Linked DNA regions of Homo sapiens: region 2 is linked to region 1. Evidence: chromatin loops called from intact Hi-C (ENCODE). Cell type or tissue: PC-9. All regions are shown on one strand. Each heading gives the region's core, and the rest is flanking DNA. Links, peaks and the distances in the headings are about the cores only. Region 1 holds the start of LOC105378255 (a long non-coding RNA gene). Region 2 has its middle 96 kb from the start of LINC02458.

Region 1 (15,662 bases), core at 6,617-10,616:
TCTCTTCTTGTCAGTCCCTCCTCCAATCTATTATCTGCAGGCCAGTTAGGGGAGCTGTCTCTAAAACAGAAATCTAACCTTAAACTTTTCACTGGCTCCACGTTGCCCAAGGGAAAGCTCCTGTACTGCCTCCAACACTCCATACCCCAGTCAGGTTGAGCTGTTTTGACTCTCTTAAAAAATCTATGTTCGGCCGGGCACGGTGGCTCACACCTGTAATCCCAGCACTTTGGGAGGCCAAGGCAGGCGGATCACGAGGTCAGGAGATGGAGACCATCCTGCCTAACACGGTGAAACCCCGTCTCTACTAAAAATACAAAAAATTAGCCAGTTGTGGTGGCGGGCACCTGTAGTCCCAGCTACTCAGGAGGCTGAGGCAGGAGAATGGCGTGAACCCGGGAGAGCGGAGCTTGCAGTGAGCCGAGATTGCACCACTGCACTCCAGCCTGGGCAACAGAGCAAGACTCTGTCTCAAAACAAAAACAAAACAAAAACAAAAGACTATGTTCTGGCCAGGTGCGGTGGCTCACACCTGTAATCCCAGCACTTTGGGAGGCCGAGGCGGATCTCATGAGGTCAGGAGTTTGAGATCAGCCTGGCCAACATGGTGAAACCCCCTCTCTACTACAAAAATACAAAAATTAGCTGGACGTGGTGGTAGGTGTCTGTAATCCCAGCTACTCGGGAGGCTGAGGCAGGAGAATTGTTTGAACCCGGGAGGTGGAGGTTGCAGTGAGCTGAGATCACGCCACTGCACTCCAGCCTGGGTGACAGAGTGACATTCTGTCTCAAAACAAAAACAAAAACAAAAACCTATGTTCTTTCTGATACAGAATGTTTTTATGTATTATGATGCTATTCCCTTGTCTGGAAACTTCCCTTCTCCTCCCATTTACTTGACCATTCCTACTCATGCTTTGGGTCTTGGTTTAGATGTCACTTCTTCCAGAAAATATCTGACTTTGGCTAAGTTCCTTGTTGTAGGTGCTCCAGGTCCCCTCTAGTCACTGTACTTTTCACTGGACTGTGATCATTTGTTGAATTACCTATGCTCCAAACTACAGTGCATGCTCTCTGAAAGCAGAGACTGGGGTATGTATCACTACACCCTAGTCTCTGGCACAGAGTGGATGTTTGACGGTTATTTTTTTGGATAAATGAATGAGTAAATGAAGTGACACTTGAGCAAAATTAAAGAACGAATAGGAGTTACCTGGATAAAGAGGTAGTGAGAACACAGAGGGTGTCCCCGTGGAGAGCACAGCTTGAATAAAGGCACAGAGGTGAGAAATATCATGGTGAATGAGGGAAACTATATGCAGTTTGGTGTTTCTGAGGCATAAAGCATGAATATGGAATTGGCAAGAGGCTCGAGAGACCAGTCAAACCATGGAGGGTTTGTGGGTCAGGTTAAGTTATTTAAACTTGATCTTGTAGGCAATGAGGAGCTTACAAAATATGCTTTAGATGTTTAATACAGACAGTTCTATGAAGATTGAATTTGAAGGCAGCAAGAATAGAGACTAGAAAGAGTTGTTAGGAGGTTGCCACAATTCTTCCTAGCTCTGCCTTACAATATGATTTAAGTTTTTTCATCCTGACCCTCAGTATTAAAATTTTATTGTCACTAGAATCCTAAGACAGCCCCCATAATCTATGCTCTTGGGTGTTACTCCATGATTATGTTATATGGCAAGAGAGATTTTTGCAGATGAAATTAAGTTTATTAATCAATTTGCTTTAAAATGAGGAGATTATCTAGGCTGGACTAACCTGAGCACATGACCTCTTTAAAAGCACAGTTTTCTTCTTGATGATCGCAGAAGTTGGAGAGAATTGAAGCATTAGAGGGATTCAGTATGAAAGAAATTCTCTTTTGTGGACTTTGAAGGTGGAGGAATTCACATGGGAAAGGACTGAGAGTGGTATCTAAGAGCTGAGAGAGGCCCCTTTGGGGCCAGCCAGCAAAGAAACAGGGACCTCAGTACTACAATCACAAGGAAATGAATTCAGCCAATAACCACATGAGTATGGAAGCAGGTCACTTCTCAGAGTCTTTAGGTAATAACTCAACCCTGTTGACATTTTGATTTCTGCTGGTGATGCCCTGAGAAGAGAACCCAGTCTTGCCATGGTAGACTTCTGACTGCATAACTGTGAGCTAATCAATGGGTGTTGTTTAAACAATAAGTTTGTGGAAATGTGTTATGTAGCAATAAAAAAGCCAATACAAATATAGCAAGAGACTATTGTATTACTTTTAGTTGTTTATAGAAGGATGCTTGTCATATCTCCTTTTGCTTTATGAACAATTGTTTTTGGATTGGATCATAATAAAAGGACAACTGACACTGTGGCCTCACAGAGTGCCAAATACCATACCAATGCTTAACAACTGATATCTCATTTAGTGCTCAAAACCACCTCATGTGAGAGCCACACCCAGCTATCTCCATTTTACAGAGGAAGAAACTGAAGCTCAGAAAAACAAAGTTACATGCCTAAAGTCATTCAAGTAGCAATCGACAGAGCTGGGACTTGACAACAGGCTGCCTTTCTCTGCCCTATACAGAGGCTTGTGAAAAAATTTAGTGATTCCATTAGTATTCTTAACATTTAGAGTCTGAGAAGGGTTTAATGGTCTAGGTTATAAAACTGGACAATGGGAATAATATTCAAGGTTCAAGTTGTATGCCGTTTCTGTTTGGGATAGATTAGGGGATCTCTTGGGTATGATATCAATTTATTCTTTTGTGTTTTGTTGTAACCTGGACAAGGAGAAGGAATAAGAAAATGAAAGGTAATTGGAGGGAAATGGTTAGAACTAATAAAAAGAAATGAGCTTGATATGGGTTTAAAAGCAGAGGTTTAGTCACAGATGTATCCAATTTAGCAATTCTCTGTTTCATGTCCATTCAAGCATGGGCAGGTGTCCCTTATTCGTGTGTTATAGAAAGCTTGAGGCTGTCTTGTGCCAAGAAAAAAAAAAGCAATTAAATATTTTAATATTTCCTGTCTATAAACTGCTCCCTGTTTTATTACTTCAAATGCACTGGATTTAAAAGGAGGTGTGAAAGACTCCTGAGCCATTAATAAGAGGCTGCAGCTGCTTGTGGAAAGCGATGCTATGTGTTTTTCAAAGGCATGTTTTTGGTCTGAGCACCTTGGTCCACAGACTGTTGATTTATGATCGCCCTGAAACTGATACAGAGGCATGAGGCAAATACTTCAAGTGCTTCCAGAATATATTTGGGCAGAATACAGACAATGAGTTCCTTTCCTTGGGGGAATACACAAGGAAATAAAGGGAATAAATATGAAAGCAGTAGTTCAAAAGTTATGGTGCAATGTAGAGTGAGCACAAAAAAAGAAAATCTTTTGCCAGAGCAAGCCTGAGTCAGTGGTGAATTTCATGTGGGTTGTTCATAAGATTTTTGTTCTTGTATGAACAGAATGAACAGTAGGGACTTAGTGATTTATCTGAGTCTTTGAGAGCATCAAATAGAGACATACCCTAAAGTTAAAAGGTAAAAACCAAGATGTAATTCTATTTTTTCTTACAATCAGCTAAATGAAACCAAAAGACTATTTCCCAAAGGTCTTAAACTTTATTTTTTTGAAAAGTTCATTTTTCCTTTTCAGGAATGGTGTATAACAGAGGTCAAAGGATGCAGGATGTTGGAGATTCAATTCAATTCAGCAAGCCTTTGTTTAATGATACCCTCTGCAAGGTCATGTTTGGTGCTGGGAAAAATGCAATGAAGTCATTGCCTTCTCCCTCTGTCTTATGTAGGTGACTGGGCCCTTTGTATGGACATGTTGAAATCTTTTTGAACATGCTAGAAGGATGTTTCTTAAACTTTAGTTATTCCTGTGCCACTTTTCCAGTTTAGGCTGTGACCCACCTTATAATTTACTTAAATTTTTTTTTTTGATAACTCAGCACACAGTTTACTTAAATAGATTTAACCTCATCTTAAGCAATATTTGTGAAATCGCAGGGTTAGTATACTAGTTAGACCTTTTCAAATGCACCTTCAAATAATAAAGTTTTACAATATCCTTATCTTAAACCATTGGACTAGATGCATTTGGAAATTTGGAACACTTCTGAATGTCACAAAGATAATAATGTACATGTACTATATGTTATGTAGCACCACTATGAAGGTATGAACAATACCCAAGAATTAAAGATTAATATTTCCATAGTGAGACATGTGAATATTTGTACTAGGTAGAATGTGGAATAAGTTAAATAACCTCATGTCCGTTGGAAAATTGTTGGTTTTCAAGCTTTTTGTTTATGGATTTCATAACTGCAGATAAGGAATTGCAGGTCTGTAAGTATCATTTAAAGAAGTTTCTGTAACACAAAAAAACAAAGTTGTCAGTAAAGTTCAATGCATGAGTCATTTCATCTTTTTTTCTGATATATTACTAGGCTGAACTTTTTAGAAAATATTTTCACTCATGTATAAATATAAAGTACATTGAGTAAAGGCCTTAAAGAGCACCAATCTAAAGTACTTAGCTCAATGACTTTATGTATATATAAATTATATATATAATATATGTTATATATATTCCATGTAACCAGGACCCAGATAGAGATACAGAACACTTCCAGCACCAAAGCTTCCTTCAATCCCTTCCCTGACAATATCCCTCCTAGCCTCCACACTATGATAACCAGTTAACCAGTTTTGAGTTCTGTGAAAGAGCTCATTTAAATGGAATCACGCTGTACATATTCTTTGGTGTCTGGCTTCTTTCACTCAATGTTTTTTTTAAATCTTCAATTTTTATTTTAAGTTCAGGGGTACATGTGCAGGATGTGCAGGTTTGTTACATAGGTAAATGTGTGCCATGGTGGTTTGCTGCACAGATCAACCCATCACTTAGGTATTAAGCCCCGCATGCATTAGCTACTCTTTCTGATGCTCGCCCTCCCCCCAATCCCACCCTTTTCAGGCCCCAGTCCATGTCTTTCACTCAACTTAATGTCTGTGAGATTCTTCTGTGCTATTGTGTGTATCAGTAGTTAGCTCCTTTTTATTGTTGTGTAGTGTTCCTTTGTTAACTATTGTAACCTCTTAGAGTGTTACATGTAAATATTTTAAGTTAACACTATATTGGCATTGAAGTATGCTCCTTCTCTTCAAAAGACAGATAATCACCTGAAGAAAACTTTTATCAAGAAATTTGAAAGCAGCTGGCCATGCTCAACAAGATTGCACCCCTTTCAGCCGACTTAGAAAACACAGCTCATGTTGTGATGCTGTATATAAATAGCAGTTAGATTCATTTTTCATCTTGTTTTTGTCACTTTGGTAAGTGGATGCAAGCTGCTAGCTTCATCAAATTAAAAAAGAGACCAGGAGATTCTGAAGAAACATTTTGATTTAATTTTTGGATAGTGTAAAATTTTAGAAAAGGGAATTAAAAGCCCATATTGTTATCCAGCTAGATGATGATATGACATGAAAGAGTCTTTAGAATGAATTTTATACTAAATTTGGGATGGTGCTTTATGTTCAGGCCAGCTGTGCATGGAATGGAGTGAGCAGGGATGAGTTGGGAGCAATCATTGGCAGTTTTCTACTTCCTCTCAAATTCCTTCACAGTCTGGCTTCGTTTAAAACATTTGAGTTGGTGTGAATTACTGGAACATGAGAAGCACTCATTTTCAAAATACAAAAAACACATTCCAGAGGCGAATAGAAAGAATGATCAGATTTTGCTGCTTTAGATTGATAGGGAGAATAGAGAACTGAATGACCGAAGACAGATTGGAAATTCATTTGCTTGGATTCTCTTAATGGATTGTACTATGTCCTTGACAAAAACACTCAGCAGTGCCTATGCAAATGCTCACTATCCTTAAAAAGAAATCAAAGGGGCTAAAAAACATTTGGAGATCTTGTGTATGCATCAGATCCACATTATCTCATAAGAGGCAAAGTAGCAAAATCACATGTAGGTTCTGGGATCAGAAAGACTTGGGTTTAAAAATCCCTTCTCTGTCATTGTGTAGCTGTGCAAACTTACTTCAGTTCATTAATATATCTTATTCTCAATTTTGATTTTACTTGGCTTTTCTTTACAAGAAGCATTATCAGAAGTGAATCAATCTCAGGAAGGACCATGCCAGTGAATTTTAAAGTAAAATGTAAAGATGATTAAAGAACTCACTGCCTCTCTTTCATTGATTTATTTGTCTTTAGAGACAAGGTCTTGCTCTGTCACCTAGGCTGGAGTGCAGTGGTGTGAACACTGCTCACTGCAACCTTGACTTCCTGGGCTCAAGCAATTCTCCCACCTCAGCCTCTGAGTGTCTGGGACCACAGGCATGTGCTGACACGCCCAGCTAAGTTTTAAAAATATTTTTTGTAGAGATGAGGTCTCATCATGTTGTGCAGGATGGTCTTGGACTCCTGGGCTCAAAAGATCCTCCTGCCTCGGCCTCCCAAAGTGTTGAGATTACAGCCACCATGCCTGGCCTCTCTCATTTCAAAATACAGGAAGACCTAACCCTCAGTAGGCTGGGGTTACATTTCTACATCTTTATTTAGGAGCTTAAATATGTAGTAAACCATAGCTTTTTCTAGATCTTTCTTTGGCTGGAATTTGCCAGGGAATTTTCTTTTCTTTTCTTTTTTTAAAAATTTTTCTTTTTAAATTGTCTGATGTTTTTTGTTCTTTAATTTTTTTTTCAATTTTTAAAAATTTTTATGGGTACATAGTAGGTATATATGTTTATGGGGTACATAAGATGTTTTGATATAGGCATGCAATGTAAAATAACCACATTATGGGGAATGGGGTATCCATCTCTTCAAGCATTTGTCCTTTGAGTTACAAACAATCCAATTACAAGCTTTATGCCAGGGCATTTTCAATAATATTTAGCGAAAATGATTTTCCCAAGAACTCACCAAATACCAACAGAGCTAGCCATATGATTGTATTTCCTTGTCATGATTTTTTTTAGTTGAGTACTGGGATAGTTTATAGAGAGTTCATTATCCCAGAGGTTGAATATAGGGGAAGAAAAGGGGGTTGTGCAAAGAAACCCAAGTGAGCATTCATTACATGTAATTGAAAGCTAATCATCTCTTCATGGATAACTACTCTACAGAAAAGACCAGCCAAACCACTTAAAACCATCCACAAAGCTCGCTGGCCAGTTAGGACAATAATGCTGAAAAAATATTGCTATGCTCAATTTATTTGATTGCACCTTGTTTTATAGACTGCCTAATGATGAGTGCAGGTTCAAATTCAAATCAAGGAATTTTGCCTCAACAAATTCTTTTCTTCTGCTCTCCTGCACAAATCTAAAGATATTTATCATAAGAACTATATGTACCAAGATCTCACAGGAACATCACCACTGGGTCAGAAGCAAAATAAACTTCACCTGAGTCTGTCAAGAATTGTTTGATGAAATCATCTTTGGTCTGGGAGAGCGAGGTAATAACATATCAACTCAATTTTAAAGGTCCTGCTTACAGAGGACAGAGACAGCCCCCCCCACCCCCCAAAATGCTTTTATTTGCCCTGATACCTAAGATAAAGATTTTATTTTTCAGCAAAGTGATTAAAAATCCGGGTTTTTATTTAAAAATTCTGAGAGATTAGAGATCTAGCGAATTGTTTTTTGGTTTGGACAACAGTGACTCCTTTATACCACAAATATTTGGTAACACATTTTTATTTCTCATCCTTATTTCTCCACTGGAAAACCACTTTATGATAAATTCTGTAAATATTTATTGAAAAAATAAAATATACAGGTTTTATGCTTGGTGCTTCAAGTTTCAAGATGATTGTGTTTAAATCCCTTCTGCTGACGGCTCTTATATTTCTGAATTTGGCTCCCTTAAAATATTTTGTTTCATAGCCAAAGCCAAAAAACAAAACAAAACTATGTTTAAAAACACTACAGGGAAGAAGGAATCACTTCATTGCTTAGTTTTAAAACTACATGAATGACGTCGCTTTTGAGATGTGGAAATACCAGGGTAATTTTGTTTTACTAAAGGTGTATTTTCTTTTCCTTTTAAAGACATATAACAACTATTGTTTTTAACTGGTGAAAGAAAGAATTGGGTTTGGGGCTTTTCATGACCAGGTTAAGTAATTCAGAGCCTTGGTGCTAACAATGAAAGTGAGATTCCCTTTCACGGAAGGGCTGGCCCATTTGAAGTTGATGATTCCAGTCTGGCTGGTCCAACAGGTTTTTATTTCTTAAAGCTTTGAGCACCATGAGTCAGAGGGAGAGGAAGAGAGAGGGAGGACATGAGCTCACTACAGAGAGGTTGGTATTAGAGGAGAAGGGAAGGATTGTTTGTTGGACCCAAACCAGAGAAAGGAGTGGCTGTTATTGCAGCATAAAGCAATGAGCACTGTAGGGGAGCAGCTGAGCTGTTTGTGGAGTCAGCTTCAGGGCCTCAAGGCTGAACTTCCACAGGCAGCAAAAGCATGAGTTACCAGCCTGAAGTGTGAGCTGGTTTTAGAATCTTGTCCCAGTTTTTTTTTTTTTTGGTAGAGATGGGGTCTCACTATGTTGCCTAGGCTGGTTTCAAACTACTTGGGCTCAAGTGATCCTCCCACCTCAGCCTCCCAAAGTGCTGTGATTACTGGCGTAAGCCACTGCACCTGGCCCCCCTCTTTGGTTTTCTCTGCCTGGAAACTTGAGTTGAGAGGCGGGTGTCTCGCCTCTGCCCTTGACTCACCGACATCACACTTCCTTTCATCTGAGTGCTCTCTGAAGTGAGGTCACGTTGGTGAGCTCATCTATATTCAGGAGCCAGAAGAGCAAAGGAGAGCTTTTGCATGTGAAGATCTGCCTGGATGGAAGCTCTGATGTGATGGAAGCTCTTACTACCAATTGGCCAATGGTTCAGATTTTCTTAGAACTAAACTTTTTTTTTGGTCCAGATATGCTAATCAAATGAAAAATGAATTAGGCTGGGATTTCCTCTTCGTAGTCTAACCTTAATGAAAGGAATAATGAGAGAATCTATATTAAATAGGACCCTTTTCATACAAGTAACAGAAATGCAACCTCAAATGTCTCCTTTTAGTGCAGGCAAAAGGGAAGAGCAAAGGAGAGAACTGGGTCTGCAGGATCACTGGAAACAGAGACTTACATGCCTTCCAGTCTCTCTCTCTTTTAACTTTCACTTCTTTTCGACATGTTTTCCTACAGACCTCCTCCACAAGGTTACCTCCTTCTCAGACTCAGATCCTAAGCCTTGATATCAGAGAAGGATTGTCCCGTTTTTGTAAGTCCCAATTTGCAGATACTCAGGAAGGTCCAGCTCAGGTCACACGCAGCCTCTCTGCACAGTGGATGGGCTCTTGTGATTGGCAGTTCTCATGGGAACCATGTAGTGGCGTGAGGGAAGATGGAAATAGGAATGGGTGGGTCTGTGCCAGAAAAGGGAAGGGTGCTGGGCAGATGAAAGAATACATACCTATTACTACACAGAAAAAGGACTATATGTTTGTATTAATCACAGTTCTCTGGAGAAACAGAACAAAAGAATTTTTGATAGAATGTGGCTTATGTGATTATGGAGGCCTAGAAGTTCCATGATATACCATCTGCCAGGTGGAGAGCCAGGAAAGCCAGCGGTGTAATTTAGTCCAACTCCAAAGGCCTGAGAACCAGGAGAGCCAAATGTGTAAGTCTCAGACTGATTCCAAAGGCCTGAGAATGTGGTGGGGGCAGGGAGGGCAATAATGTAAGTCTCTGTCCAAGTCTGAAGGCCTGAGAACCTGAAGTACTGGTGTCTGAGGGCAGAAGAAGATGGAAGTTCCAGCTTAAGCCAAGAGGTGAATTCATCCTTCCTCAGCCTTTTTTCTTCTTAAAAGGGCCCTCAAAGGACTAGCTGGTGTTCATCTGCATTGGTGAAGGCATCCTTTCTCAGCCTACTGATTCAAATGCTCATCTCTTCTGGAAACACTTTCCCAGACACACCCTGAAATAATGTTTTACCTGCTCTCTGAGTATCCTTTAGCCTTGTTAAGCTGACACATAAAATTAACCATCACAAAGATACAAAAGAAGAAATTTTAGTCGAGGTTGAGTCTGAAATATCCATAAAGTACATTATTAAATGAAAAGTATGATTACATCTTTCTGGTTAAATTTTAGCCTTATTAGTGGGAGGGAATATATAGCATTGAATGTTCATTTCATGATGAGATAAAAAAAATGAAAGAAAAATAATTTGGCTGATTTCTTTTGAAAGAAAGTGCAGATCTCTGATGACTCCATGCAAGCTTTGGGTTAAATTTAAAGGTATCTTCCTAATGCCGGGGGAGAATCTCTGAGCTTCGTGACTCTGGGTTCTCTGAAGATGGCTCTACTCTTGAAGGTGTTAATCACATGAGACTTTTGTAAAAATTCAATCAATTTCATTTCTCTGTAAGATGCTTAAAACTATGCCTACAAGTGGGCAGTATAACATTTCATTTCATTGTCTTCTGCAAATGTTTACTATTTGCTATCTATATAATCACTGTATGTTTCAATGGATTTGTTTTGCCTAAAATTATTCCCTAATTAACTCCACTAAGAAAGCAAAAAGGTGTCAAGTTCAGGTTTTTAAGTGGAAGTTGAAGCCCTGGTCAAAAGACAGAGAAAGATTATTTGAAGCATTTAATTGGTTATTATCCAGGTTGGGGAGTGAGTGTGATCTTAACGGCAGTTGAGAAAGATTTTTGAGCTTGGACGAAAAGGTGGAAAAGGATTGATTGAGCCCAGGAATTTGAGGCAGCAGTGAGCTATGAAGGTGCTACTGCACTCCAGCCTAAGTGACAGAGCAAGACTGTGTTGTGCAAACAACAACAACAACAACATCAAAAACCAAAGACAAAAAAGAATGTAATTATACATTTGGTTAACACTAGAGTGTTTTATTTTTGATAGATATTCAATTTATTTTAGGTCTATTAAATATATTTAGACTGTAAGTTTTATATTGTCATTTGATGGAAATTGTGTATTTCACTGAAATTTTACAATTTAAAACATTGGCTTGAGACACAGCCAAAATTGCTGAATAGGAACAGCTCTGGTCTGCAGCTCCCAGAGAGACCAACGCAGAAGGCGGGCAACCCGCAGACCAGGAGATTCTTTTGTGTGCCTACATGACCAGAGCCCTGGGTTTCAAGCACAAAACTAGGCAGCTGTTTGGGCAGACCCTGAGCTAGCTGCAGGAGTTTTTTTTCATACCTCAGTGGCACCTGGAACCTCAGCAAGACAGAACTGTTCACTCTGCTGGAAAGAGGGCTGAAGCCAGGGAGCCAAGTGGTCTTGCTCAGCAGGTCTCACTCCCATGGAGCCCAGCAAGCTAAGAACCACTGGCTTGAAATTCTCACTGCCAGCACAGCAGTCTGAAGTTGACCTGGGACAATTGAGCTTGGTTGGGGGAGGGGCATCCACCATTACTGAGGCTTGAGTAGGTGGTTTTCCCCTTACGGTGTTAAGGAAGCTGCCAGAAAGTTCGGACTGGTTGTAACTTACCACAGTGTGGCAAAGCAGCTGTTGTCAGACTGCCTCTCTAGATTCCTCCTTACTGAGCAGGGCATCTCTGAAAGAAAGGCTGCAGTCCCAGTCAGGGGCTTATAGATAAAACTCCCATCTCCCTGGGACAGAGCACCTGGGGAAGGGGCGGCTGTGGGTGCAGCTTCAGCAGACTTAAACGTTCCTGCCTGCTGGCTCCAAAGAGAGCAGAGTATCTCTCAGCACAGCGCTCAAGCTCTGCTAAGGGACATACTGCCTCCTCAGGTGGGTCCCTGACCCCCATACCTCCTGACTGGAAGATACCTCCCAGCAGGGGTTGACAGACACCTCACCTCATACAGGAGAGCTCTGGCTGGCATCAGGTGGGTGCCCCTCTGGGATGAAGCTTCCACAGGAAGGAGCAAGCAGCAATCTTTGCTGTTCTGCAGCCTCTGCTGGTGATATCCAGGCAAATAGGGTCTGGAGTGGACCTCCAGGAAACTCAAGCAGACCTACAGAAGAGGGGCCTGATTGTTAGAAGGAAAACTAACAAACAGAAAGCAATAACATCAACATCAACAAAAAGGATGCCCACACAAAAAACCCATCCAAAGGCCAAAACTAAAAACTCTCAATAAACTAGCCATTGATGGAACATATCTCAAAATAATAAGAGCTATTTATGACAAACCCATACCAATATCATACTGGATGAGCAAAAGCTGGAAGCATTCCCTTTGAAAACCAGCACAAGACAAGGATGCCCTCTCTCACCACTCCTATTCAACATAGTATTGGAAGTTCTGGCCAGGGGAATCAGGCAAGGGAAAGAAATAAAGGGTATTGAGATAGGAAGTCAAATTGTCTCTGTTTGCAGATGATATGATTGTATATTTAGAAAACCCCATCATCTCAGCCCCAAAACTCCTTAAGCTGATAAGCAACTTCAGCAAAGTCTAAGGATAGAAAATTAATGTGCAAAAATCACAAGCATTCCTATACACCAATAATAGAGAGTCAAATCATGAGTGAACTCCCATTCACAATTGCTACAAAGAAAATAAAATACCTAGGAATACAACTTACAAGGGACATTAAGGACTTCTTCAAGGAGAACTACAAACCATTGCTGAAGGAAATAAGGGAGGTCACAAATGAATGGAAAAATATTCCATGCTCATGGATAGGAAGAATCAATATCATGAAAATGGCCATACTGACCCAAGTAATGTACAGATTCAATGTTATTCCCATCAAACTACAAATGACTTTCTTCACTGAACTAGAAAAAGTACTTTAAATTTCATATGGAACTGAAAAAGAGCCCTTATAGCCAAGACAATCCTAAGCAAAAAGAACAAAGCTAGAGGCATCATGCTACCTAACTTCAAACTATACTACAAGGCTACAGTAACCCAAACAGCATGGTTCTGGTACCAAAACAGATATATAGACCAATGGAACAGAACAGAAGCCTCAGAAATAACACCACACTGGAAAACTGAAACTGGACCCCTTCCTTACACCTTATACAAAAATTAACTCAAAATGGATTAAAGACTTAAACCTAAAACCTAAAACTATAAAAACCCTAGAAGAAAACCTAGGCAATACCATTCAGGACATAGGCATGGGCAAAGACTTCATAACTAAAATGTCAAAAGCAATTGTAACAAAAGCCAAAATTGACAAATGGAATCTAATTAAACTAAAGAGCTTCTGCACAGCAAAAGAAACTATCGTCAGAGTGAACAGGAAAACTACAGAATGGGAGAAAATTTTTGCAATCTATCCATCTGATAAAAGGCTAATATCCAGAATCTACAAGGAACTTAAACAAATTTACAAAAAAAAAAAAACATCAAAAAAAGTGGGTGAAGGATATGAACAGACACTTCTCAAAAGAAGACATTTATGCAGCCAACAAACATATGAAAACAAGCTCATCATCACCGGTCATTAGAGAAATGCAAATCAAAACCACAATGAGATACCATCTCATGTCAGTTAGAATGATGATCATTAAAAAGTCAGGAAACAATAGATGCGGGAGAGGGTGTGGAGAAATAGGAATGCTTTTACACTGTTGGTAGGAGTGTAAATTAGTTCAACCATTGTGGAAGACAGTGTGGTGATTCCTCAAGGATCTAGAACCAGAAATACTGTTTGACCCAGCAATCCCACTACTGGGTATATACCCAAAGGATTATAAATCATTCTACTATAAAGACACATGCACATGTATGTTTATTACAGCACTATTCACAATAGCAAAGACTTGGAACCAACCCAGTCAATGCCCATCAATGATAGACTGGATAAAGAAAATGTGGCACCTATACACCATGGAATACTATGCAGTCATAAAAAAGAATGAGTTTATGTCCTTTGCAGGAACATGGATGAAGCTGGAAACCATCATTCTCAGCAAACTAACACAGGAACAGAAAACCAAACACCGCATGTTCTCACTCATAAGTGGGAGTTGAATAATGAGAACACATGGACACAGAGAGGGGAACATCACACACTAGGGCCTGTTGGGGGGTGAGGAGGAAAAAGGAGGGTGAGCATTAGGACAAATACCTAATGCATAAGGGGCTTAAAACCTAGATGATAGATTGATGGGTGCAGCAAACCACCATTGCACATGTATACCTATGTAACAAACCTGCATGTTCTGCATATGTATGAACTTAAAGTATAAAATAAAAAATAAAATAAAATAAAACATTGGCTCTCAGAATTATTTCTAGAAAATGATCTCCTATGGAGTACTCTAGATGATGTTTCTTTCCTCTATTTAGACCTTAATTTATAGACTTTAAATTGTTTTCTCTTTATTCATACTAGAACAGAGAGAAGTCTCTTTTTTAAATCAGTCTTTGTGATCAGGCAGGGTGTGTGGATTGACTTAGGTTTTCCTCATGGACACTTCTGGTACTTGACAAATTCACTCCTCAGATTCATACTGTAGGATAATTTGATTATACTAGTACTTGCTGGACAGTTCTCCTTGCCCACCTCTCAGGATCAGCCAGGCATTCATCTAGGGCAGCTTTGTGCACAGAAAAGGGACCAGGACTTATCCTTACTTTTTTATTCTCTCAACAAGCTTTTCTTGATGTGTTTTCTGAAAAATGCTTGTTATGTAAGGTATTAAGAGTTGTTATGTGAGAAACTTATTTTCCAGGCAAAAGGACTTAGGCAATGATGGATAAAAATTTAAACATGATTACTTTCTGCAGAATATCACAAAATTGTTACAGGCACTTTGAACATCCAGGAAGAGGCTATGGATCTCTTCCCTAAATTCTTTGTTCACAAAATCTTCTAAAACATCCTTTCTTCTATGAACTTTACCTGGGGAAAAATTTAAACATGATTGCTTCCTGCAGAATATCAAAATTACTACATGCATTTTGAACACCCAGGGATAGGGAATGCATCTCTTCCCCAAATTCTTTATTTGCAAAATCTTTAAAAATATCCTTTCTTCTATGAACTTTATTTTGGGAACTCCTGCTACAGATAAGAGTACTTGGAAATCTACAATTCCAAAAACAAATGGCTGGAATGCTTTCTGTACATCCATTTCTAGAACGTTCACCTATTTTTCTCTTCTAATTGGTCTCCAAATAGTTGAAGGATAATGCAGAGAGAAGAGCCGATGGATTTTAGCTGCCTCAAAATCCCAAATAGTAGCAGGAAACACAGGTCTGTGTGTCTAGAAGTCAGAGAAAAGAGACGGGAGGAAGAACTTAGAGAATCAGCTGGGAACTCCTACTTGTTATTTTTTCAGATTCTTAAGTGGCTAAGATATTATGTTTGAACAGATGAAGCATGGGTAGGCTCTGAATTTTAAAAATCCAGCCCCGTTGTTGGACTGAATAGAAATCCCCATTAGATTCTTGTGGCAGGCTGCCAGTTTTAGTTCATAGAGATATAACAAATTTTGTCTTTTGTCATTTTTTATGTCATCCCAGGTATTTTAGGGGGGAGTTAGCACAGCCTGGAAAAAACACTTTAAATCTATTATCTTCATAAATATTCCTTTAAGTCCTATGAATTAATAATGTATTAGTCTGGTCTAAGAGGTTTAATTGTCTCACAGTTCTGCATGGCTGGGGAGGCCTCAGGA
Region 2 (15,662 bases), core at 4,008-8,007, 110 kb after region 1:
TAATTTGGGATAGGGAACAGATGGTAAGAATGGGCATAATTATTTTAAAATTTGAATGGCTAAAGAGTCTTCACTAACTAATCTTTAATATGGTGTCAAACAATTGTTTAATGGAAATTTGTAGATCCCTTACTTTTTCTGTCTCTGCTTTCATTTATGAGTATTGACTACTTATTGATTCCCTTTACCATGATGGTATACCATCACATACCAGTATATATATCTATTACTCATATATATACTGGTGAGGGACATTGTTGTTTAAGGGTATATATGACAGAATTTTGATCTTTCAAACACTGTCACTGTAATTTGAGAAGAAGGCATGTACACCCAAGAAAAGCATTCTACTCCCTTTTCCATTCCTCCTCTTTCTTCCTTCTTCCCCTCCAACGTGAGCTCCATCTTTTTCTTTTGAAGATCTCAAATATTGTAAGGTGCATTTAACATATTCATCTGGTTCAACATTACTCATCTAGTTAACATAGATTGAACAGAAGGTGTGTTGTTTTTCTTTCTAGGCCATATCCAGTAACAGAGTCTACTGCATCATATTAACTGATAAACCCAGGATGACAAGAGAAACATGGGACTCACTCTTCATTTGCATTGACTCCAGCTAAGAGCTTCAGTTTTCATGCTTTGCTTCAGAATTATTGGTGAGCCCTGTGCTAATTTCCATCTCATCCTAGAAGTCAGTTATTTTATAAGCATGTAATTGCTTATAAAAATAGCTGGGAAGGAAGAACATTTTGGAAGAGGGAGGCATATGCCTGAAAGAAGAAGGGGATGGGAATACAGTCAGTTGCTATTTTGGCCCAGAGATATGTACAGGCAAACATGTAGGTATTGTATTTCCTTGATTGTCTTAATTATTGGAGAAAGACAACTATAGTACTTACTTTCTTACAAGAAATGTATGCTGGAGGCTGCCTGCCAATGATCTCTATTGGATACTAGAAGGCATACCTGTAATTACTTTAGAGCTCATTTCTGAGATTAGAAGCCATGATCAGGTTGGTTTTAGACCACTAGGGAACATTTATGAAAATTTCATAAGTTCATGAGTTCTTATCACACTGATCATCAACCTAAAATATACATTTTTATGTTGAATTCTATATTATATTTTATGTAGGGCAGAAATGGTTGACTATTGGCAACATCATATAGTTCAATCTAATATTATTCTCATTTTTAACAACGAAAACACACCAACACACTCGCTGTATTCCTATTACTTCCCTCAACACATCTACATCCAAGCCTTCTACTTCATGGCGTAAAGCAGTGGTTCTCAAACTTCAAGGGGCAGGGCTTATAACAAAGCAGATTGCTGGCCTTCAACCTCAGAGTTTCTGATTCAGTACATCTGGTGTGGGACAGAGATTTTGAATTTATTTTTTTTCCCTCTCAGTTACCTGGAGCCTGGAGAGATTTTGAATTTCTAATATATATCCAGGTGATGCTGCTACTGCAGCTAAACCAGTGACCACACCTTGGAAACCACTGCTATACAGGGATGATGTCTCCAAGGATGCAACTTACTTTTTAATTTTTCCTTTGAATACCAAAACAACATTGGAAATTTAGATTTTCTTAAAAAATATTTTGCAAACCTCATGCTGTTATTTTAACTTATCCTTCATTTATATTTTCTTGTGCATAATGCATAAAGTAGGAACTGTATCACCATAATTTTTAAAGACCTCAAAATCTTTCCATTTATGTGAATATAACATAATCCTAGAAAAACTATACAGTGTAAGTAATTATAAAAAACTAACATTTAATAAAGTGTTGGAATTGAGGGAGGGGTGAAAGAACTAATTAGGGGTGGTGGCTGGGTGGGATAATGCAATGGAGAGTCACATGTCCAGTTTGACGTTACACTAAACATTCTTCTTTCAACTCCTTCCCACTTCTCAGATTCTATGAGCCAAATAGCACTGAGAAAGACCAGCCCAGAATGTCTATCTCCATTCTATGGAGAAGAAAACATTCAGAGTTAAAAAAAAAAAATGGACTGACTGTAGCAGGTCTGTGTAAGAACTCAGTTAGGGGATCAGGACAAATCCCAGTCTGGTTTCAGAAGTGGGGAATAGGGCACTGGAGATGGGGCCACACACACTTTGGCCTAGCAGAGGAGAAACTCCTATCCTCAAATTTCCTCTCACTTTCACCCATGTTGCAAACAAAGACATTAGACGCAAATAGGAAATGTTATGTTTAAATTTTGACTGACCAATCAATTCTAAAACCTTGGTATGAGCAAACCTTCTAGTCATCAGGTACTCTGGCTATTAGCTACTAAACTCTTAGATAGTCAGAAACACTACTATTTTGCTTTGAAGCAGAAGCAGCATCTTTCTTGCCATGTGCTCCTCTGGACTCTCCCAGGGACTTGAGTAGTCTGTTTTTCTTTCTTTGTTTCCATGTGTCCTTGTACTTACCTGTCTTCTCTTTCTTCCAGTATCTCTTCCATTTTCTTAGATCATGCCTTTATCTCACCAACTTCCTTTTTCTGTGTAATTTGCTTTAATACACTCAGTTTCTTTCTCTATGTGTTTTCGTTTCAATGAATGTGAAATACTTCTTAATTTATCAGGACTTTACCTAATGATTTTAGTGGGCTTTACTTTAAATGGAAAGTGGTGGTACACTGGTTTTGCTTATCCCGAAGAATTCCCTGTAAATGCCAAAGAGATACTAATATTATCCAGCATTTATAAAATACAAAGCATCTGGAGAAATTTTTTTCATAGGCAATAACTTATTCTTTAAAAAGTGAAGTGATCACAATTATCCCTGTTCCTGGAAGAATAAATTTTACAATAACTTGGGAAGTAACTCATTGCTCAGTGGAACTGAGCTATTGAACACACAGATTTGGATTGTATACCAGCCGTGTCTCATGCAATCTGGGCAACTAACCCCATTTCTATGAACACTGGCTTCCTCACCTGTCAAAGGGTGATAATACCATCTCACAAAGTTGTTATGAGGATAAAATAAAAAAGTGTACCTTGAATGTCTATTGTTATTATTTCACTCCAAACTACCAGGATAGCATTGGTTCATTCATTCATTAATTTAAGGATGTGTGCTAGGCACTGTAAACAGAACAGTGAACAAGACTGGTCTTTGACTTCATGGAACTTATAGTTTATCAGAAAAGATAGACTAAAATAAATGATCATACATATAATAAACTTTGATGAGGCCATCAAAGGGAAATACATCGTGCAACAAAGTGTAGTGAAGGAAAATTTCATTATGCCATGAAAATGTATAATGTGGGAACCTAATGTAGTCTGCATGTGTGGGTGAACATGTGTAACTTCTTCATTGGAGTGACATTTAGCTGAGGCTTAAAAGATAAATGTGGGATTGACTAAATAGTAAATAAGGAAGAGAGAGTTCCAAACAGAAGGAACAGCATGTGCAAAAGCCTAGAAGAAACAGGAAAGAACTTGGCAGATTCAAGGAATTCATGAAAGATCCCTAAGTTCTGAAGGTTAGTAAGCCAGGGAATGAAAGACATGAGTTAAAGTTGCAGAAGTTGGTGGGAGCAGAACCACCCAGTGTCTTGCAAGCCACAGTAAAGATTTTATTTTTCTCCACAAAGCATCTGGAAGGTTTTGAATGGACTTAAGCTGGGGGATGATTTTCTTTTTGAGTCTGCTGTGTTAGAGTAGATTAGAGAAAAGCAAGAATGAAAATGGGATTTTTGTTAGGAAGCTCTTAGAATTGTCCAGAGGAGAGATTTGGTGCCTTAGATTACAATGCTGAGAGGGAATGGGAGTGGAGTTAAGATACTGTTAAGAGAATTGTTGGGTTTCATGAATTACTGAGTAGGTATAAGATGCAAAGATGGGATGATCAACTTGATTTCCAGGTTTTTATTTAGAGTACCTAGTAATGGTGCTTGCTGCTATTTACCCTTAGAAAAAACACACTTGAAGGGGAAGCTCATTTGTCCTGACTTGGATATGTTGAATTGAATATCCATTGAATATGAGGCCTGTCCTGTAAAATATCCAAGTAAAAATGTCTAGTGTGCAGTTCAATATAGAGATTTAAATTGGACAAAAGTATGAAAGATAATGTTTTTTGGAGGACATTTGAAATCATAGGATGGAGTGAGATACGTACGGGAGAAGTACATAGCAAAATTAATTGACCAGACTGACAGTGTATCCAGTGCATAGTCAATGTGTTTGTTGGGGGACGGGGGAAGGAGGGAGAGGGAGGAGAGTGGAAATTGTGTAAGTGGGCAGGCTGGAGAAGTGAATGTGTCTTTGTTGATAGGAGTCATTTTGGCTTAAAAGCTGTAATTTCCAAGCTCACCAGAATCCTTTGGGTAGCTTATTTATGGTGGGGTATAAAACCTCAGCTTTGCTTTTTCACATTATTGTCTTGTCTGGAAGTAGAGATAACAAAGGACAAATGGTACATGGAATATCTTCCCCACCCACCTACCCAACCAACCAAGGCACTCTAATATGGTAGTTAACAGCATGGACCCTGGAATTAGTCTATCTGGGTCCAAATCCCAGCTCTGTCACTCACTGGCTATGTGTGCTTCAGAAGGTCACTTAACTTCTCCATGCCTCCGTTTCCACATTTATAAAATGGGTGTAAGAGTAATTTCCATGTTATAGAATTTTGTGAGGATTACATGAGTTAATATTTATAGGTAAAGCACTTAAGATGAAGACTGGCATGTACTAATTGCTATATATAGTATTAATATGTACAATGACCCAGACATAGGCCATATGGCTCTGTTCTCAAGGATTTTACAATCTAGTGGGGAGCTCAGACAAAAAGATACAAGAAGCGGGACCGGACAAGCCTGATGAAGGCACGCAGGAGGGGAAACAAATGTTTCAGGTAACATCTAATTTGTGATCTGAAGGATAGGGAATTGCACCATGGGTTTTTGGGGAAATATGTTCTGAATTCTATAAAATGTTTTGGCACACAATGCATTCATAATAATAAAAATATTTATATGGTGCTTTATAATTTTCAAAGTGATTATGCATACTTCAGCTTATTTGATTCTTTTATCAGTCTGATGAAATCAATAATTTGGAGCATTTTCTCTAGGCCACATTTTGGGGAAGAGTCTCATAAAAATAAGACACATCCCATAATCTCAAAAAACTATAGTTTAGTGGTGTTTTTGGACCCAATATTATATATGTGAAAAATTGAGGTTTGGAAGAATTAGAGGACTTGCCCAAAGTCACACAGCCAGTAGTATAAAAATGATATGAATGCAAATCTCTGGATTACAAGTGGTTTGTTGTCCTTTCATCTTATATATAGAGGTCCTATAACTAGATGAAAAGATCTACTAATGGACACAGATTATCTGAGTTATTTTCTTCAAAATAATATTTGAAAACTGCATGCTTTGGTTTTAGAAACTCCAATACAGCAAGATTACCCCTGTGAAGAATAAACAGGACCCTCTGAATGTGTTTTCTCTGGCTTTGCAATGCCGTATCATATCGTTCACATCCTGGTAGTGTAAAAAAATTCTTTCTGACCCTTTTTATTTAGTGAGATTCCTTCAACTAGGATGCCAGGGCATTTCACAGGGACATAAAGGGAAAAGGTTGGGATATGTCAGCCCTGGGGGTACAGGTGAATGACGTCACTACTTTGGGCTTGTAGCCAAGGAAAACTGCAAAGCCAAAAGCAAGCTAAGGTAGCAGGCAGTTGGGGCAGGCTGGGGTTAGTCACAAAGCTGGCTGAGCCCTGGAAGACAAGAAATCTACTGCCATTAGAGAAAGTTGGTTCAAGGACACCCAAAGTCAATGAGTTAGAGTGAAGATAAGGCCACAAGGAGTGGGAGAATAAAAGGTCGATGAGGGATCAGGCAGGCAGTACAGAGGACAGATCTATATCAAGGAAACTTGATCCCTGAATAGGCTTCCTGTTCCTGTTTCTGAGGTTTTCTTCAGCAAAAGTTTGGCAGGAGTCCACTACAGCAGGGCAGCAGGGCAGCAGGGCTGGTCTAGACTGCACAGGTGAGAACCAGGAATGTTTTTATTTGGCTGAAGTGAGGGAGGCTAGGACAGGTTAGCCCAGCTCCCAGTGAGTCAATTGTAGAGAAACTTAAGATGTGGGAGCAAAGCTCGTTTAGCCACAGGAGGCCAGCTTCAGAAACATGGATATACTGATGAAGATTTGTACTTGGTCAAAACACCATGGTCTGCTTCGAAGGAAAAGCCTTTAAGAAGTATTTATTTTCCTAAAAGATTCATAGTAGACCTTGAGTAGTGAGTGGCTTTTAGCAGGAGGAGAGAGAAATTAAGCCAAACAAATACTCTTTTCAGTGGATCAGAAACATATATCCCACTGTCTTTGAAAAGCGAGTAGGTCTGAAAATAAAACTTCTAAAAGTTTTTGAAGACCCCCCAAAATTGGATCTCCAAACCACTCCCCAAACTGGAATCCAGTTTGAGATGTTGGAATAAAAGTAGATTTGAACTTTGTCACCCGGAATGATGAAGGATCTAAGGACGGTGAGAATTCTCATATGGCACTTGAAATGGCCAGCTGCTGTTCTGATCACTATATAGGTACTATTTAATAGTTTCAGAAACATACTAGGTAAGTGCCATTATTACCACTGTTTAACCACTGAGGCAGCGGAGATATACGGAGAGAAATGAAGTGACATGCTCAAGATCACACAGCCTGAAGTTCATAGAATCCCACAAAATGTGGCTGAGGTAAAATATCATAGTCCCATCTATGCTTTTCTTTCTCTGCATTTATGTGGCCAAGAGCATTTTGGGAACCAGTAGTATTTTGGCACAACTCCAGATATGTGCTCCCGTGTCACTAAGAGACGATATTTTCTGTCCTGCAGTGGGTTCAAAATATGGGTGTACTTCATGGCTAAAACAGTGATTACTGTGTTGAGCAGTGAAATGTGTAAAATCTTTTAGGTTTTAATGTCATAAACACAAATATATAAGTGTCAGATAAAAGAGTGTTTATTTTGCTCCATATTTTCTTCCCACAACATTATCGAGTTAGAGAAGAGTTGAGGAACAGGGGCTGGTTCAGATGTGGCTAACTTAGCCAAACTTACTGGCTATGCAACATGGAAAGTTATTTTTCTTCTGTGGACTTCTGTATCCTTTCTACCCAGTGAAGATAATAATACTCTCTACTTTACAAGGTTGTTGGGGTTCTTAAATATGATAAATACAAAGTACCTCACACAGAGCCTGACACTTAGTAAGTGCTCAATAAATACTAGTTTTTGTTTTGTTTTATTTTGTTTTGAGCAGGAGTCTCACTCTGTCACAGGGGCTGGAGTGCAGTAGTGCAATCTTGGCTCACTGCAACCTCTGCCTCCTGGGTTCAAGCGATTCTCCTGCCTCAGCCTCCCGAGTAGCTGGGATTACAGGTGCCCGCCACTATGTCCAGCTAATTTTCTGTATTTTTAGTAGAGACAGGGTTTCACCATGTTGTCCAGGCTGGTCTCGAAGTCCTGACCTCGTGATTCGCCCGCCTCGGCCTCTCAAAGTGCTGGGATTTCAGGTGTGAGCCACTGCACCTGGCCTAATAAATACTAGTTTTTATGGTTGGTTTTATTACTCTGAAGATGAAACCAGAGGAAGTCAAGGGGAAAGGATCTTTAAATTTACCTATATCTCTGGTTGTTTCCCCCTCCCCATTTTAGAATTGTACTAAGGGCAGCCAGTATTTAGACATGGTTAGGAAGGGAAAGGGAAGTGCAGCTTTCCTCTCCTGTTTTGCCTGTTTAAGCAAATAAACAGTTTCTTACCATGTTAATGGGACCACTGCTCTATGAGAGAAGAAGAGAAGAACTGATGAATATAAGGGATGGGCAGCAAGATCAGATGCTGGGGGAAATCTGCCGAGGAGAAGAGTAGGGAACCAGTGATAGTGAGGACTTGTTTTAGAAGCTTAGAGGGACTGGGCTGGTGTGGTGGGTGGAATGTGGTATCAGATCATTTTATGGATGATAATACCTATATTATAATGAGATATTTTTGGAAACATATTCCCTGAACAGTTTTAATAGAGACTCGTTCCATACTAAATTGTTATGAAAACTTATTTTAGTATATTTTCATGAATTCTTCACAGGTAATCTTGTGGGATACTGGTAGCTGGCATATTATCTTCAATCTTTTCCACCAGTATGGGTAATATCAGGAAAATACCAAAAGCACATTAAGATATTTATTAGAAAATACTATGTATTGAACCTTCGTATAGGAAGTACAAAAAAGAAAAAAAACTATGTAAAAACAAATAAACAAACAAACAAAAATTCCTTACCTATATATCAGTAATATCCCATTAGAAAATAGAATAGAAATTAGCCAGGTATGGTGGTGTATGCCTGTAGTCCTAGCTAGCTGGGAGGCTGAGGTGTGATCTCTCGAGCCCAGGAGTTTGAGGCTGCAGTGAACTGTGATCATGCCTGTACTCCAGCCTGGGTGATGAAGTGAGACCTTCATCTCCAAAAATTAAAAAAAAAAGGAATAGAAAAGAAAATTTAATAGGAGAAATTTTCAAAAATTCATTCAAAAATTTAAATAATGTAAAGAGGTTCCTTAAGACTTTTGTGGAGAAAACTATAAAACTTTATTGAAGGATATAAAAGACAGAAATAAATAGGAAGATTAACCATGTTCATGGATAGAAATGCTCAATATTTTAAAATGTCAATTTTACTGCAAATAATCTACAAATTCAATGCAACCCCAACTGCAATAAAAATATAAGTATGATTTTTAAGCCAAATTTAACAGAATAATTCTAAAAATTTTATGAAAGTAAATGTGCTAGAAGAGCAAGGCAATTTCGGAAAGGAATAAAAAAGCAGGGGCTTTGTAATAGCACTTGCTAGAAAATAAAATAAAGATATTAATTAAAACAATGTGTTGGTGCAGGGATATATAAGTGAGTCAATGAAACAGAACAGAGATTAGAAATATATATTCTCTTACATAAAATTTGGTATATTATGACTCCGTTGTTCAGATAAGAGGTGAAAGGATTTATTATTCAATAAATTGGCCCTCTACTTGGAGAAAAAGTCAGACATATCTTATACTAGAAACTCCAAGTGTATTAAAAAGATAAATACTAAAACTATATTATAAAAATATATGCATTCTTTAGTATAGGAAAGACCTTCATAAACGGGAAATAAAAGCAAAAGCCATAAGGGAAAATACTAAGTTTTACTGAATCACAGTTATAAACCCTTGTCACAATAAAGATCAGTATAAGTTAGAAAACACTTGGTAGATTGAAAGAAAATATTCACAAAACACACCAAATATTGAAGATTTGCATTAGAAATAGATGCTAGTAAGAAAAATAAATAATTAACAGAAAAAGAACAAAGTTATGAAAAGACAATTCATAGAAGTGGATATACGAATGGCCAATAAAGTCATGAAAAGATGTTTAACCTCACTAGTAAGCACAGAAAGCAAAACTAAGATAATATTCCACTTTAAACATCAATTTAAAAAATTAATTAAAAATTGGATGACATCTAATTTTTTAAATTAGATGTCTCATACACTATTGGCAGGACAGCCGACTAATACAGCTGATAAAGAGGTGATTTTTCTAGTAATGATTAAAGCTAAAAATACACATTCTCTGTGACACACAAACTTTATCCCCTATTGTCTACTCTGGAGAAACATTTGCACATGTGCACAAGGAGGCATATATGATTGTTCGTTACTGTTCATTTGGAACAGTAAATTTCCATTGGAATGGAAATGTTGAAATGAACTGTGGTATTTTTATACTACGGAATTCTAAAGGGAACTTAAAAGGAATGAGTTAGTTATATTTGTAGCAACATGTTCAGCTCTCTAAGCCTGTATGTTAACTGAACAACAGGTTGCTGAATGATGTGTATGTTGGATGCCATCTATTAAAAACAAAAGAAAACCCCTGGCATTGTCAATAGTTTTAATTTTAGCATTCTTGATAGTAATGTTGTCTCATTATGGTTTAATTTGCATCTCTCTCTGATAACAAATGTTGATGAACCTGTTATATGCCGTTTGAACATCTTCTTTTTTGAAGAGCTGATCAGGTCATTTGCCCATTTTTAATTGAACTGTCTATATTGCTTTTGTAGAAGTTTTTGATTGGTCAGTTGATTTGTAGTTCTTTCTTCAGAAAGTTGTCAATTATATATTGTTATAAAATCTTCTCTCAGTCTATGACTTGACTTTTTATCCCTTAATGCAGGCAAGAATATGAATTAATCGTAACACTCATACATTGCTAATGGGATTGTAAATTGGCACAACATTTTAGAAAACTGTTTTGGCAGCATTCATAAATCTAAACATATGTATAACCTATGATCCAACAGTTCTGCTCCTGGGTATATGAGTAAAATATAAATGAGATCTTATATCCACTAAAAGACATGTACAAGAATGTTTGTAATGTTTTATTTATAAAAGCTCCAAAGTGGAATAAACTCAAATGTCCATCAATGTGAACAGAATAGATAATAATTATGGTGTATTCATGCCATGCAATATTACATAGTAATGAAAAGGAACAAACCACTGCTATACTGAAGTGTATGGATGATCTCACACAGAGTCACACAAGTGAAATATGGTAAGCCCAACAGAGTACATATTGTATTCTGTTTATGTGAATTTCAAAAACAGACCAAACTAATACATGATGATGGAAGTCAGAATAGTGCTTACTTTTGAGGAGCTACTGATCAGGCAGGGATAAAGGGACATTTTGAAGATCTGAAATATTTGGATCTTGTTAGTGGTTATATGAGCATATATACATGTGTATAAGTGTATGTAAAAATCCATCAATATGTACACTAAAGGTTTGTACAGTGTATTTTATATAATTTATATGTCATAAAAAAGCTTTTACATTTTTAGAAATACCCTATGAAATAGATACTACAATAATCCACATTATACGTCTACATTCCTCATTTCCAGGAAACTGAAGCACAGAGATGTTGAGTAACTTCCCAAGGTCACTCAGCTAGTATTGGAGCTGGGATTCAAACCTAGGCAGTCTAACTGCAGGGGCAGTGTAGTGTATTAATCATCTATTGCCACAACAATTCTGCATCAACAACCACACAACCTCAGTGGCTTACAACAAGAAGCATTTGGTTAGCTCAAAATTTGACAGGACTCAGATGATCTGGGTGGGCTCACTAACATGTTTGGGAGTTGTTTGGCTGTTGGCTGATTTCTGACAGCCTCAGTGGGACTACCAGGGTGACTTGGTACTATTTCTATTTAGCCCACACATGGTATCAGGCCATGATGGAGGAGTAAGAGCAGGTAAGCTCAACTGCGAAAGTGCTTTGCAAGTCTATATGTGTCATATCATTGGCCAATGCAAGTCACATGGCTGAGTGCAGTCAAAATAGGCAGGAACTGTAGAGTTACATGGCAAGGTCACAGACCTAGGGAGGAGTAAAGAACTGGGGGCTATTACTACAATCAATTTACCACAGGCAAAAATAAATCCCAAGCTAGGAATTTGGCAGACCTGGGTCCAGTGTCGGCTAACACTTACAATCTGTGATCTTTGTGAAAATCAGTTAACTTTTTGATTTGTGATTTATCTGTAAAATGAGGGTTGTAACAATAATAATACCAAAAACATGAGGTAATTGTTGAAGACAGGTTGGGATAATGTATATAAAATATAATCATGCATTGCTTAACAATGGAGATACATTTGGCTGTTTTGTTGCAAGGAAATGGCACTTTGGGAGGATCACCTGAGGTCAGGAGTTCGAGACTAGCCTGGCCAACATGGCAAAACCCTGTCTCTACTAAAAATACAAAAATTAGCCAGGCATGGTGGTGGATGCCTCTAATCCTAGCTACATGGGAGGCTGAGGCAGGAGAATTGCTTGAACCTGGAAGGTAGAGATTGCAGTGAGCTGAGATCACGCCACTGCACTCCAGCCTGGGTGACCCAGTGAGACTCTGTCTCAAAAAAAGAAAAAGAAATTGAGGCTCTGATGTAACACACATAATAGTGCAGCCCAGGTAACAGAAGACTGAATGTAACCAATAGCCAAATGTAACCCCATTGTTCAGCAATACATGACTGCATTTTATATACGTTTTGGAAGTATAGAGTGTACTTCAAAAAACCTAAATGGTAGAGCCACCTAGACTACATGGTATAGCCTATTGCTCCTAGGCTACAAACCTGCATGGCATGCTACTGCACTGAGTACTGAGGCAATTGTAACACAATGGTGAGTATTTGTGTAACTAAACATATCTAAACATAGAAAAAGTACAGTAAAAATACAGTATTATAGTCTTAGGGGACCACTGTTGTATATGCCGTCCATCACTGATGCAATCATTGTTAAAAAGTCCATGACTGTAGCTCCCTATGCCTGACCCAGAGTGGATGCTCAGTAAATGCTAGTTATTGTTGTAACGGCAAAGTCCCAAGTGGACACAGCTTGAACATCCCCAAATGTCTGGGCTAGAGTCATAGCATGGTGGGTCATTTGGTGTGTGTCTCTTCTGTTGTTCAGATCTACTCTGGGCTTTGATGTGACACACCGAAGAGTGCAACCCAAGTAACTAAAGGCTATCACTTTTTTTTTTTTTTTTGAGACAGGTTCTCACTTTGTCACCCAGGCTGGAGTGCAGTGGTGCCATCTTGGCTCACTGCAGCCTCGACTTTCTGGGCTCAAGCAATCCTCCTACCTCAGACCCCCAGGCGCATGCCATTACGCCTGGCTAATTTTCTGTATTTTCGGTAGAGATGGGGTTTCACCATGTTGCCCAGGCTGGTTTTGAACTCCCGAGCCAAGCGATCCATCTGCCTCAGCCTCCCAAAGTGCTGGGATTACACGTGTGAGCCACCACGCCCGGCTGAGGCTGCCACTTTTAAATTTCGTAGCATACACAAGTGATGGAGGGCTCCTAGGCGAGGCCCCTCCCCACAGCCTCAAACAGACTTCTTATGAGGCCTAGTCTCCTAACCTTCTGGAAACCTACAGAGGCTTTTCCTCTGAATTTTGGATAAAGACAACCTGACCTCCCTTCCGTGGGCCAGAGAATGAAGGCATCAATTCAGGAAATCTCTGTTGTCTGCACACATGCCCTGCTCCTCACCACTTTGACCCTGAAGCAAAGGAAGTTACTGAAAGGATTTTTGAAACATCTAAAAATATCTATGCCATTTTACAACCAGTCTATTTTATTGTTCATATTCTAATTTTTAAATAATCCATAATCACAAACAGCAGTGATAAGGGATTTCTTAGTCCCAAAATTTGCATCTGACCTTAGGCAAAATTAATCTGTGGTAAAAGGCTGAGAATAGTGGTTACCTTTGGGGTCAGGGGATGTTCACTTGAAAAGGACCCGAGGAAGCCTTCTGGGTTTAGAAAGTTTCAAAGTATTGATTGTCCAATGGAAACATATAGGTAAAAAATACACCGAGCTGAATTCTCAAGAGTTTGTATACTTTATTATTTGTAAAATATACTTCAATTGTAAAACAAAACCCCCAACCCCAAAAGTGATAATAAAATTATATATAGTCATGAGATAATACAAGTAATAAAAATTATAGAGACCTGGAGTAGTAAATATCAACTCTTAACAGTTACCTATGGAGGGGGTAGAGAGAGAGACAGATAAGGGGATAGGGCTTAATTAGTGGTTAGAGGGGACCTTACTTTTCCTCTTTTGGGTTATTATTTTTTTTAATCCAAAGGAAAGAATACTGTGTAACATATGTCAAACAGGCAGCTTCTGAACTGCATACAGGCACTGAGGATTTCTGGGTCCTTTCTACTATTAGATGCTAGTCACCTTACCAACAACCACTGACACAAGATTTTGTAATTGTAAACACATTAACTCCTCAGAGTTACATATTTCCTAGGTATTTTCTCCTGACTCTACTCAGCATGCTACCTTTGTCTGGGTCTTCATACAGATATAGTTTCCGAGATTCAGACACATCTGCGTTAAAGCCCACCCCATAATTTGTCATAAGCAGCTCTCATTCAGCCTTGGAGATAGGTAGGGGAAAAAACCATTCTCATCGTTCCATTTATACAATAGTTTTTCAGCGTGAAAGAACTGATTGAATGAAAACATCTCTCATTTGTTTTCTAAAAGTTAAAATTCAAGGAAAATTATTTTAAAGAAATTAAACCAGGATAGTAAATTTCATGAAAGCCTACTTCTTATTAAAGTAACTTAAATACCAAGTGGACTGTATTGGTCCAGTTTTGAAGCAGAACTAATAGGATCTATATCTATCTATCTATCTATCTATCTATCTATCTATCTATCTATCTATCATCTATCTATCATCTATCTATCTATCTAATCTATCAATCATCAGTCGATCAATCTGTCAATTTGTTATGAGAATTGTCTCATGCAATTAGGGAGGCTGAGAAGTTCCATGATCTGCTGTCTGCAAGCTGAAGAACGAGGAGAACTAATGGTGTTAATTCAGTTCAAGTCTGAAGGGCCACAAAGAGCTCCAATGTCTAAGGGCAGGAGAAAATGGACATCCCATCTCAAATGGAGAATGAATTCCCCCTTTCTCTATTTTGTTTGTTCGATTTGGACCCTTAACAGATTAGGGAAGCTTAGCCACATTGATGAGGGCGAACTACTGTATCAGTCTGCAGATGCAAATGCTAATCCCTTCCAGAAACATTTTTAGAGGTACATTCAGAAATACTAAGAAATAATGTTTTACCAGCTATCTGGGCATCCTTTAGCCTGACCATAATGACACATAAATTTAACTATCACAAGGACATAAAAATAATAGAATATATATTTACAGTTTTTGCATTTAGGATATTTAATTATGGTTTATATGGAGGGTTGGTGAGGTATAATAAAAAAAATTTGGTCTTTGTTTCTAGTTCCTGGCACAGAGCTCCTAAAACCCTTGAAATTTCCTGAATGATAACAGTGTCTTTTGTTTTTCATAATGAGACCCTTTTACACACATTTGCATTTATGCTAATGATAGGACTTACAGTGGAGTCCCTAGATAGCCTCAAGATAGGCTGGTCACCAGAAAGACCAAGCAATCGGAGGTCTGGAATTTTCAGCCCTATCCCCTCACCTCCAGGAAGGGGGAGAGCTTGGAGATTAAGTTCTACAAAAACTCTTGAGCGATGAAATTTGATGAGTTCCTGGGTTGGTGAATGCATCCACAATCCTACAGGGTGGCATACCCTAACTGCACAGGGACAGAGGCTGCCATGCTTGAAACCCTACTGGACTACTTCCTATGTACCTCTTCGTCTGGCTATCCATCTCTATCTTTTATAATATCCTTTACAATAACCTGGCAAACAAAAGTAAAATATTTCCCTGAGTTCTAATAGCTATTCTTGCGAATTATTAAACCTGAAGGGGAGTGGTCATAGGATTCCCCAATATAGACAGTGGGTCAGAAGTATGGGAGGCCCAGACTTGTGATTGGCATCTGAAGTGGGGGAAATCTTGTGGGACTGAGCCCATGAACTTGTGAGATCTGACACTAACTACAGGTAGATAATGTTAAAATTGAATTAAATTATAGGACAACCAGTGGGTGTTCCC

The links. A loop is a pair of places that touch in the nucleus more often than their neighbours do. Peaks named below come from ENCODE experiments on the same cell type or tissue, not always from the same donor. Only the 100,000 strongest peaks of a DNase experiment are listed, where the experiment ranks them.
Region 2: a loop joins it to region 1, with 7 times the contacts of the local background. A loop is called at or near these places in 2 of 110 quality-filtered maps.

What each region holds. Positions count from the first base shown.
Region 1 is chr12:89,218,633-89,234,294 of GRCh38, reverse strand. LOC105378255 (a long non-coding RNA gene) reads right to left here and starts at 11,916. Exons shown (of 2, transcript XR_945169.1): 1 at 11,875-11,916; 2 at 4,285-4,366. RefSeq lists a silencer at 3,076-3,276. In PC-9, for the core only: no CTCF peak of the experiment used is centred there; DNase peaks (open chromatin) are centred at 8,284 and 8,754; H3K4me3 peaks cover 777 bases; H3K27ac peaks cover 3,873 bases.
Region 2 is chr12:89,107,935-89,123,596 of GRCh38, reverse strand. No RefSeq gene overlaps it. Among named protein-coding and RNA genes, the nearest start is that of LINC02458, 96 kb to the right of the region's middle. In PC-9, for the core only: no CTCF peak of the experiment used is centred there; a DNase peak (open chromatin) is centred at 6,016; H3K27ac peaks cover 2,316 bases.